2 separate regions of the Homo sapiens genome follow, and region 1 is linked to region 2. A link is an interaction called in ENCODE POLR2A ChIA-PET data of the cell type or tissue named here. Cell type or tissue: PC-3. All regions are shown on one strand. Each heading gives the region's core, and the rest is flanking DNA. Links, peaks and the distances in the headings are about the cores only.

Evidence for each region. Peaks named below come from ENCODE experiments on the same cell type or tissue, not always from the same donor. Only the 100,000 strongest peaks of a DNase experiment are listed, where the experiment ranks them.
Region 1: POLR2A ChIA-PET joins it to region 2 with 6 read pairs; 1 of 35 experiments calls an interaction of 5 or more read pairs at or near these places.

Annotation. Positions count from the first base shown.
Region 1 is chr10:61,112,602-61,116,982 of GRCh38, reverse strand. No RefSeq gene overlaps it. Among named protein-coding and RNA genes, the nearest start is that of LINC00845, 99 kb to the right of the region's middle. In PC-3, for the core only: no CTCF peak of the experiment used is centred there; no DNase peak of the experiment used is centred there; H3K27ac peaks cover 474 bases.
Region 2 is chr10:61,041,366-61,045,766 of GRCh38, reverse strand. No RefSeq gene overlaps it. Among named protein-coding and RNA genes, the nearest start is that of LINC00845, 27 kb to the right of the region's middle. In PC-3, for the core only: no CTCF peak of the experiment used is centred there; no DNase peak of the experiment used is centred there; H3K27ac peaks cover 348 bases; H3K27me3 peaks cover 193 bases.

The sequences.
Region 1 (4,381 bases), core at 382-4,381, 71 kb before region 2:
TAATGTTTATTGAAATAATTACCCTGATCATTACTGATGATAGAATGAAACACAGTCCATTGGAAGATAAGGAAATATTAAAACACTGTTTAGTGGAGTTAATGTTTACTTGTTGCCATCATGACAGAAACACACACACTCACACACACACACACACACAGAAAAACTTAAGTTTAATTTATATAATCTTTTCTCTAAATTGACTTGTGAGCATAGGACCATTGTCATTTATATTTGGAAATTCCTAATTCTCTATAGCACAATATCTAAAGAAGAATATCAAAACAACTGAGCTAAAAATATGAATAATCTAATCTCTATTGATTTTACTGTCTATAATCTCTTCCCTAAATGGATTTGTTATCATAGAGCCATGGTTTCTCATTATGAAAATTTTTAATTCTCTAGAATACAGTATTATTTAAAGAAGAAAATTAAAGTAATGAATCTAAAATAATGACTGATATAGTCTGGGTTAGTTTGGGCTTTGTCTTAAAATAACATTTAGCTCATTAGCAATAGCAGCCTGATCTATTCTCCCTACTTAGTGTTACATATGGTATTGGCTGTATTTTCCAAACCCCAGATCAGGGTACATGACATAGTATTGGTAGGGAATATCCAGAACATATGGTTGCCATCATATTAGGGAACAGCCACTGAAGATACTTTGGAGTTGCTATTCTGAAGCACATATGTGTTTCAGAGAATAACCTCTTATTTTCCCAAAGATGTAGCCCAAATCTATCAGAAGCCTTCCAGAGCTGAAGTTAATTATATATCCAGGTAGGTGGGCCAGCAAGAAAGCTCAGAAAACAGCTTGATAATACAAGGAATCAACCCTTCAACCATTTTCAGTTTAGAGAAGCCACATCAAACCTTAATGAGAAACCACATGTAGTGGTAAATTCTGGCATTTAATTTTATGATTATTTACAGCCATTCTGGTGCATAGCATATGGCATGGAGCTACCTTTTAAAAGTACCAGAAAGATAAACTAGAAAGGACTAAATACATCACAATTGAGTTTTATTCCTCTTGATAGAGAGATGAGAGGCACATTTAATTAAATAGAAAAAAAGGATAAAATGGTGTGAGCTACGGGTAATAATTTATACTTTTGAAACTGCTTGGCATTATGCCTTGGGTAAAAACTGCTTACAAATATTAAAGAAGGAACAGAAGTTCCAAAGTAATTTATTCTTAGATGAATGTCCTATAGTCTGCCCAAAAGGTTCATTCTTTTAATTCTAGGACATTTGTCATCCTTATAAAATGTTACAAATTACATTATAAAAGCTCTCACCTATTTGGTTTTTAAATTGTTTTCCAAAGTCTCATAGTAGACTTTGGCAGTAGAAGCAACATTAAGCTTCATTTTTCCTTCCTCCACATGAATAATGCTGTCGCTCATCCATATCCTTATGTGTAAAACTAACAGATTTGAGTACATTTACTTCCAAAAGCACTATTATGGTGTGTTTCATTAAGTGAATGAAGAACCATATCACACATGATATGGTTAAAAAAAAAAAGGAAAAAACAAAAACAAAAACAAAGAACTTACAGGTACAGGTTGGGAAACCAGGTATTCCCCTCCCTTTCCATCAAAAAGCCCACCAAAAAAGGACTATAAGCATAAGAACACAGACAATGGGAGAAAAAGGCAATTCTTCACATTTCTGGAATTGGAAAGCAGATGTAAATATGCTGATGGATAAAACAGTGTAATAATCCACAGTCCAGAATCTACCAAAGGGAATATAAGGCTAATGGCAGCCAGGGAGCCAATAGAACTAAACAGGCTCCAGGATAAAACGTTGTGAGCCTATGGACAAGAAGGAGAAACAGGCTGAAAAGAGAGAGGTTGGTTGGAGGACAGTAGACTGAAGACCAACAACTCCAATAGGTCCCTATCTCCACCTCAATCTACAGACATGAAGACTGGCAAGGCAAAGGCAAACTCTTGGCTCTCCGGCAAAAATTAACACATAAATAAATGTTGGCCGGGCGCAGTGGCTCACGCCTGTAATCCCAGCACTTTGGGAGGCCGAGGCAGGCGGATCATCTCAGGCTGGGAGCTCAAGACCAGCCTGGCCAACATGGAGAAACCCCATCTCTACTAAAAATACAAAATTAGCCGGGTGTGGTGGCACATGGCTGTAATCCCAGCTACTCGGGAGGCTGAGGCAAGAGAATCGCTTGAATCCGGGAGGCGGAGGTTGCGGTGAGCCGAGACCGCGCCATTGCGCTCCAGCGTGGGCAACAAGAGCGAAACTCCATCTCAAAATAAATAAATAAATAAATAAATAAATAAATAAATAAATAAATAAATGTTAAGAGAACAGTTCTTACGTTTTCAAAAATACTGGAGCCAGCCGCGTACTTCTGGATATTGGCATCTGAGATCTCACGAAAATATTCACCTCTGTTACTGTAATTGGCTATGAATTTAAGGCAAAGGAAAAAATAATATAGAATTAAAGGTAAAAAAGAAAGTACAAGATTTTCATTCATTATTATTTGGAAACAGTGTTCGAACCTTTGCAAACATTTAGTGCCCATGATGCTTATGCTGAAATGTCTTATGTAGCTAGGAAGTAGACACTATCCAGGCACCCTCTGGGTCACTATTTTTCTGAGTCTATCTATTTATTTGAAATGGTCCATTAGAAACACCTCTCTTCTAAGCCACTTGTAGAAACTGAAAATAGGGCTTGAAAGGAACCTGGTTAAAACCGAAGTCCACAGCATGGGACAGCTGGATATACATACAAGTGCTATGTTGTCTTTTGAAGTCCCCCAGCTAGAAAGAAACAGTTAATGGCAGGCAGCTAAGAATCGAAGGAAAACATCCGCCATGTGCCCTCTGCCTAGATATCAGTAAATGAGTGTTTCACCAAGTAGATTTTCAAGGTGGGCTATTTTTATTGTGGCTTCTCAGAGGTCTTTAAGGAAAAGCATCTCACTTATAGCTGTATCTACTCTCCTGCCATTCCCACCTTCATTCTCATCATCCCCTTTGCTAACCCAGCATGTCTAGCAATGAGTCTTAACTCAAAATCAAACAGCATTGAAATAAAGGATGTCAACATATAATGGCTAAAGGAAACTATCAAACACTTCAGGAAGTAAAATCCACCTACCTCCCAAGAAATTCTATAGTTGATTTGCTCCAGAATTTGTTAACCTATGGTTCTCATCCTGATTTTACAGTGAATCTTCAATGCCCTGGTCTCACTTTAGATGACTTACATCAGAATATCTACAGAAAAGCCAGTAATCTCCTCATAAATGTTCTCCAGGTATTTCTAATGTGTATCCAGAGTCCAAAACCATTGAATCTGCCTCTAGCTATAAAACTATTGCAGATGATTTGAATGAGGAACTACAAACATCGATATAGGACATGAGTATATTCAAGTATTTCAGAAGCATATAACAATTCCAGATAGCCACTCAACAAAAAAAAAAAAAAAAAGACTGTTCTGCATCATAAAATACTGTAATTATAAAAGTCTCAAAAGGCCAAAGGATGAAGAAATGGAGGCTAGGTCACCACAGAACCCCAATTCTCTTCTAACAAATAACCCCTTCACCCATTATCAACTAGCAAACTTCATATTGACTTAACTCCCGTCTTCAGACCTAGGATAGAGTGACCATGTGACACTAGTCTAGCCAATCAGGGCATTTCCTTTCTCTGGCCATAATAATTGTTCAAGGATGACCAAAAGGCCAAATCAGAGCAAATAAGACACAATTTTGCTGCAACTCTGACACTAAGGGAAGTGTTCTTTCTCATGAGACTTGAATCTAAAATAATTAAGTTAAAGTTGGTAGAGGTAATATTTTTAACACAACAGACTACTTATCTGAGAATAACTCCAATAGAGAGAAGAATAGCTAGCTGACAGACTTTGAAAGAGAACCAGGGCCTGATTACATCATTTGGATCCCTGCAGCCAACAGAGATTGAAGCTAAATCTACAACTGAATATTAAGTTACCAGAGCCAACAAATTCTTTTTTAATAGGTTTATGATGTCTTGGATAATCAAAAAAATCCCAAGTGAAACACACTTTCATCTGCACAACAGACAGTTTCTTTCTCCCTCTCTCCTATACTGTTCCCATTACCAGCATAAACATACAACATTATTTATACAGAGTCCAGTGTTCACATTCACAGGCATAAAATCACAAACCAACTCATTCACTCTCCATTCTCAAAAGCCCAGTCCCATCTAGCTCCGTGATAGACAGGCCTAGAAAGATTACTTCCATATTATTGCACAAAGAAAAAGCTTGATTGGAAGGGAATTCAGATCTGATTGTCTTAATCAGTGGTTCCTATCATCAAAGATATCAAGACACAAAT
Region 2 (4,401 bases), core at 337-4,336:
GGGCAACATGGCGAAATCCTGTCTCTACTAAAAATACAGAAACTGAGGTGGGAGGATCACCTGAGCCTGGGGAGGTCAAGGCTACAGTGAGCCATGATTGCGCCACTGCACTCCAGCCTGGGCAACATGGTGACACGGCTTCTCAAAAAACAAAAACAATGAAAGTCTTCCTTCAGATAGCTGACAAATCAGCTTCCTATGGCTTCTGCTAGCCAGCAGCTATACTCAGCAGTATGATAAGCCCCCTGGATCTCAACTGATGTTCTTCATTTTCCCAGATTCTCTGAAATAACTGAGCTCCTGCCTGTCTGCTGTGCCTTTAGGGAAACAAGTTGCCTGAGAATGACCCAGGGTGAGAGTGCTCACACAGCTTGAAGAATCAAGACCAGAATGCTACAACATCCACCACTCCTATAATGGAGTCCAAACATCCACTCCATGTACCAGAACTCACAATAAATAAAATTGATAGACTGTTTTTGTCAATCTGTTTTCTTTGAGTTATGAATGTCTTGGATTCAATATTAGAGGTTTCCTTTGTTCCTTTGTAAAAGACATTGCCTGACAAGCACAGAGAAAAGTATAGTGACATGTTTTTATAGAACTTATCACCAAAGCCTTATTATGAAGCTTGAAGCATTAAGTTTTTGAATATATATTTTAAATAAATAGAAAAGTAATGATGGGCTCCCAACAATTGTAAAATTAGAGGTTCCAACATTATTCTAACAGATGGCATCCTGCTTTGTGGTATCGTGTTTGAGTTAGCAACAGCCTTCATTATACAGAGATATTCTTCATTGTATGATCTTCATAATAGGGATTAAGGAAAGGATATAAATGCAGTAATTTCGCAGATCTTATTGTTGGAAAGTGCTCATTTACTTCTAACTTGCAGCATGACTCTGTTGCTTAAAAAATGTTTTCCTGCTGTTTTTTAGCAGCAGGGAGAATACAACACATTGTTGTTAAGGTTGTTGATTCTAACCAGCTTTAATTAGGTATAAAAACCCATAAAGAATCAATAAATACTTTGTGTTTTTCTAAAGAGCATTCAAGGGTGGGTACTGTTAATGTGTTCATTGTGTCCAAACAATATTAGCCCAAGAGAAATAATGAGGAAAAACTTGACTAGAAAATGGAAAATACTCTATGTTAGTAATGCTTTCCATGCAATAAAACATTTCAAGTCAATAATTGCTTACTACTTACAGGCTGGCACAATATTTTTAAAATTCCCTTACGTAACTAGCCATCGATGTTTAATAAGATTTCTGCACAAATATTATATAGTTCCTAATAGAACTATTAGCTGTTCATGGCAACTGTCCATCCTGATGCTATTCCTGTCAACTAGCCTTACCCACCCCACACCCATTCCCTCATTTAAAAAAAAAAAAAATGCTACCAGCCAAGCGCAGTGGCTCACACTGGTAATCCTAGCACTTTGGAAGGCCAAGGTCGGAGGATCACTTGAACCTGGGAGTGTGAGACTAGCCTGGGCAACATAGTGGAACCCCACCTCTATTTAATTTTTTTTTTAATGTTATGGTTTCTTCAGATCTATCTCAAGATTCCACATTGACCCTACAAGGGCTAGTGCAATGCAATGACCATGTTAGGTTTTCAATAAATGCTTCTTGTATAGAAATAAATTCTCTCAAATTGTTTGTAGTGAAGCTGGATTCTTAGAAATATTATCTGTGGATACTGGACCAAGACAATAAATAATATTTTTAAAATACTTTTTATTAAATTTTTTATAGAGACAGGTCCTCACTCTTGCCCAGGCTGGTCTTGAACTCCTGGCCTCCAGTTATCCTCCTGCCTTGGCCTCCCAAAGTACTAGGATTACAGGTGTGAGGCACTACTCCCAGCCCAAAAGAATCATTTTTAGTGTCAGAGATTCTTTTGCAAATTTGATGAAAGTAATGAACTCTCTTCCCAGAAAAATCTACATGTACACATACACATTTGATATTACATCAATTTTAGGTAATACACCTTTTAAAGTACTTAATTCCAGATTAAGAATTCCTGTACATCCAAAGCAATAAAATGATCATGGAAATGCTGGTGATACACATGACATCAATTTTAGTGGTGTCTACGAGACTGGATCTGAGCAAACAATGACGAAATTCTTTATGGTGTTTGACAAAGATTCTCTCCTTGACCAAACTTCAGCCAGGCTCCTTTGAGCTCTCTTCTGAACTAGGCTTCAACCTTGGCCAATAAAGACTTGAACACATTCTAGTATCATTTCTAACAGCTGAAGGCCATATCCGTTAATGACCCTAGGGATGACCCTAGCCCTGCTTAAAGTGCCTGCCTGAGAAAACTCAAGACTGCCCAAAGCATTTACTGTTTTTTCCAGCCACCATGTAGATACAAGTCCTGTCTCCAAAGTCTCTGGGGTGGAGAAGCAGGGAAAGAACTGTACCTTGGATAAGCTACAACTACTGAGCCCAAAGGGAATGAACATGGACCAACCTCATGCAGCTTTTTATAATTTTTCACTTCCCTCCCTACTCCCTCATTCTCCCTTTAAAATCCCCAGTCACCCCTGTACAAATTGAAATTGAGTTCAGTTCAGGCTGGGTACTTTTCCCTGTTATAATAGCTATTGCTGATAAATATCTATACTTACCACTTTAAGTAGTTATCTAGTCTTGCTTATTTTTGACAGTTATATAATTCAATTTTTAAGAACATCCAATATATGTATATTACAGAGCATTTGCATGTGAGGGCTGATTATTTGCTTCTCAAAAGACTTTTTCAATCTACCAAAGACAGTAAAGATCTTGAAGACAGGAGGTCAGTGTCTTTGAATCCACAGCCTCTGCCACTTAGTTGGCATTCAGTGCTTGCTATGTTTGTTGGATGAATATATGGTTTTCTTGCAGTTTCTGAAAATAGTTATGCTTCATTTAAGAGTTTGCTTTTAGGTCATTAAATGCTTGCACAGAAGTGCAAAAAGCCTTTGTCAATAGGAGGTTACTCAGAAAAGAAGATAAAGAGTCTCTCAAGTTGTAATGTGAGTCAATGGGAAAAGTGATTTACTTTACAAAAATGAAATTTACACAAAACTAGAGCATAAATCAAGATCTTCTCTCTCTCATGAATAATTTGAGTCACCTAGTAAAATTCATAGCCTTTGTCATGAAACCAATTTAAAGCCCTATTCCAATTGAGTATATATCCTCTGTTGAAGCCAGCACAAAGCCTGATGCAGAAAACTTTTTGAATTGCAGAAAATTTTTTCTGGAGTAAGGGACACAAGCTCTTTAAATATCAAGGATTTTTTGTTTTGCTTTGCTTTTTAACTCTTTGCTGAGGCAAATTTTGATATTTGCTAGATCACTGTCACAAACAATTCTCTTTATGTGCCGGTAATACATAGCTAATAGTCTTTCCAACTAAAAAAGCAAGTGGCATATTGAGGAGGGTTACTTCACTCTTCTGGAAATAGTAGCCAATTCCAACCTTCTGATTAGGGAAAAATATCCATAAGGGAGAATTTTACTTACTTCAAGCAGGAACACCTTATTAGGGTACAATCCCTTTACTGACAAACCCCTCAGCTTTTAGGTGCCAAACTGATTATCCAGGAATTTAGCATATTCGTTTGTTAGCACTGCCATAACAAAATACCTCTGATTGGGTGGCTTAAACAACAGAAATTTATTTTCCACAGTTCTCGAAGCTGAACATCCAAGATCAAGGCATTAGCGGGCTTGGTTTCTCCTGTGGTCTCTCTGCTTGGCTCGTGGATGGCTGCCCTCTTTCTGCCTCTTCACATAGTCACCCTTTTGTGCACCCACATCCCTGGTGTCTCTCTGTGCATCCTAATCTCCTGTTCTTAAAAGGACAACCGGCTGGGCACTGGCATGTAATCCCAGTGTTTCCGGAATTGGTGGGTTCTTGGTTTCACTGACTTCAAGAATGAAGCCGTGGACCCTCGCGGTGAGTGTTGCCGTTTGAGTGTCACAGTTCTAAAAGGCGGCGTGTCTGGAGTTCGTTCCTTCTGATGTTTGGACGTGTTCGAAGTTTCTTCCTTCTGGTGGGTTTGTGGTCTCGCTGGCTTCAGGAGTGAAGCTGCAGACCTTCGTGGTGAGTGTTACAGCTCTTAGGACAGTGCGTCCATAGTTGTTCATTTCTCCCAGTGGGTTCGTGGTCTCACTGGCCTCAGGAGTGAAGCTGCAGACCTTCGCAGTGAGTGTTACAGTTCATAAAGGCAGTGTGGACCCAAAGAGTGAGCAGTAGCAACATTTATTGCAAAGAATGAAAGAACAAAGCTTCCACAGTATTGAAGGGGACCCAAGCAGGTTGCCACTGCTGGCTGGGACAGCCTGCTTTTATTCTCTTATCTGGCCCCACCCACATCCTGCTGATTGT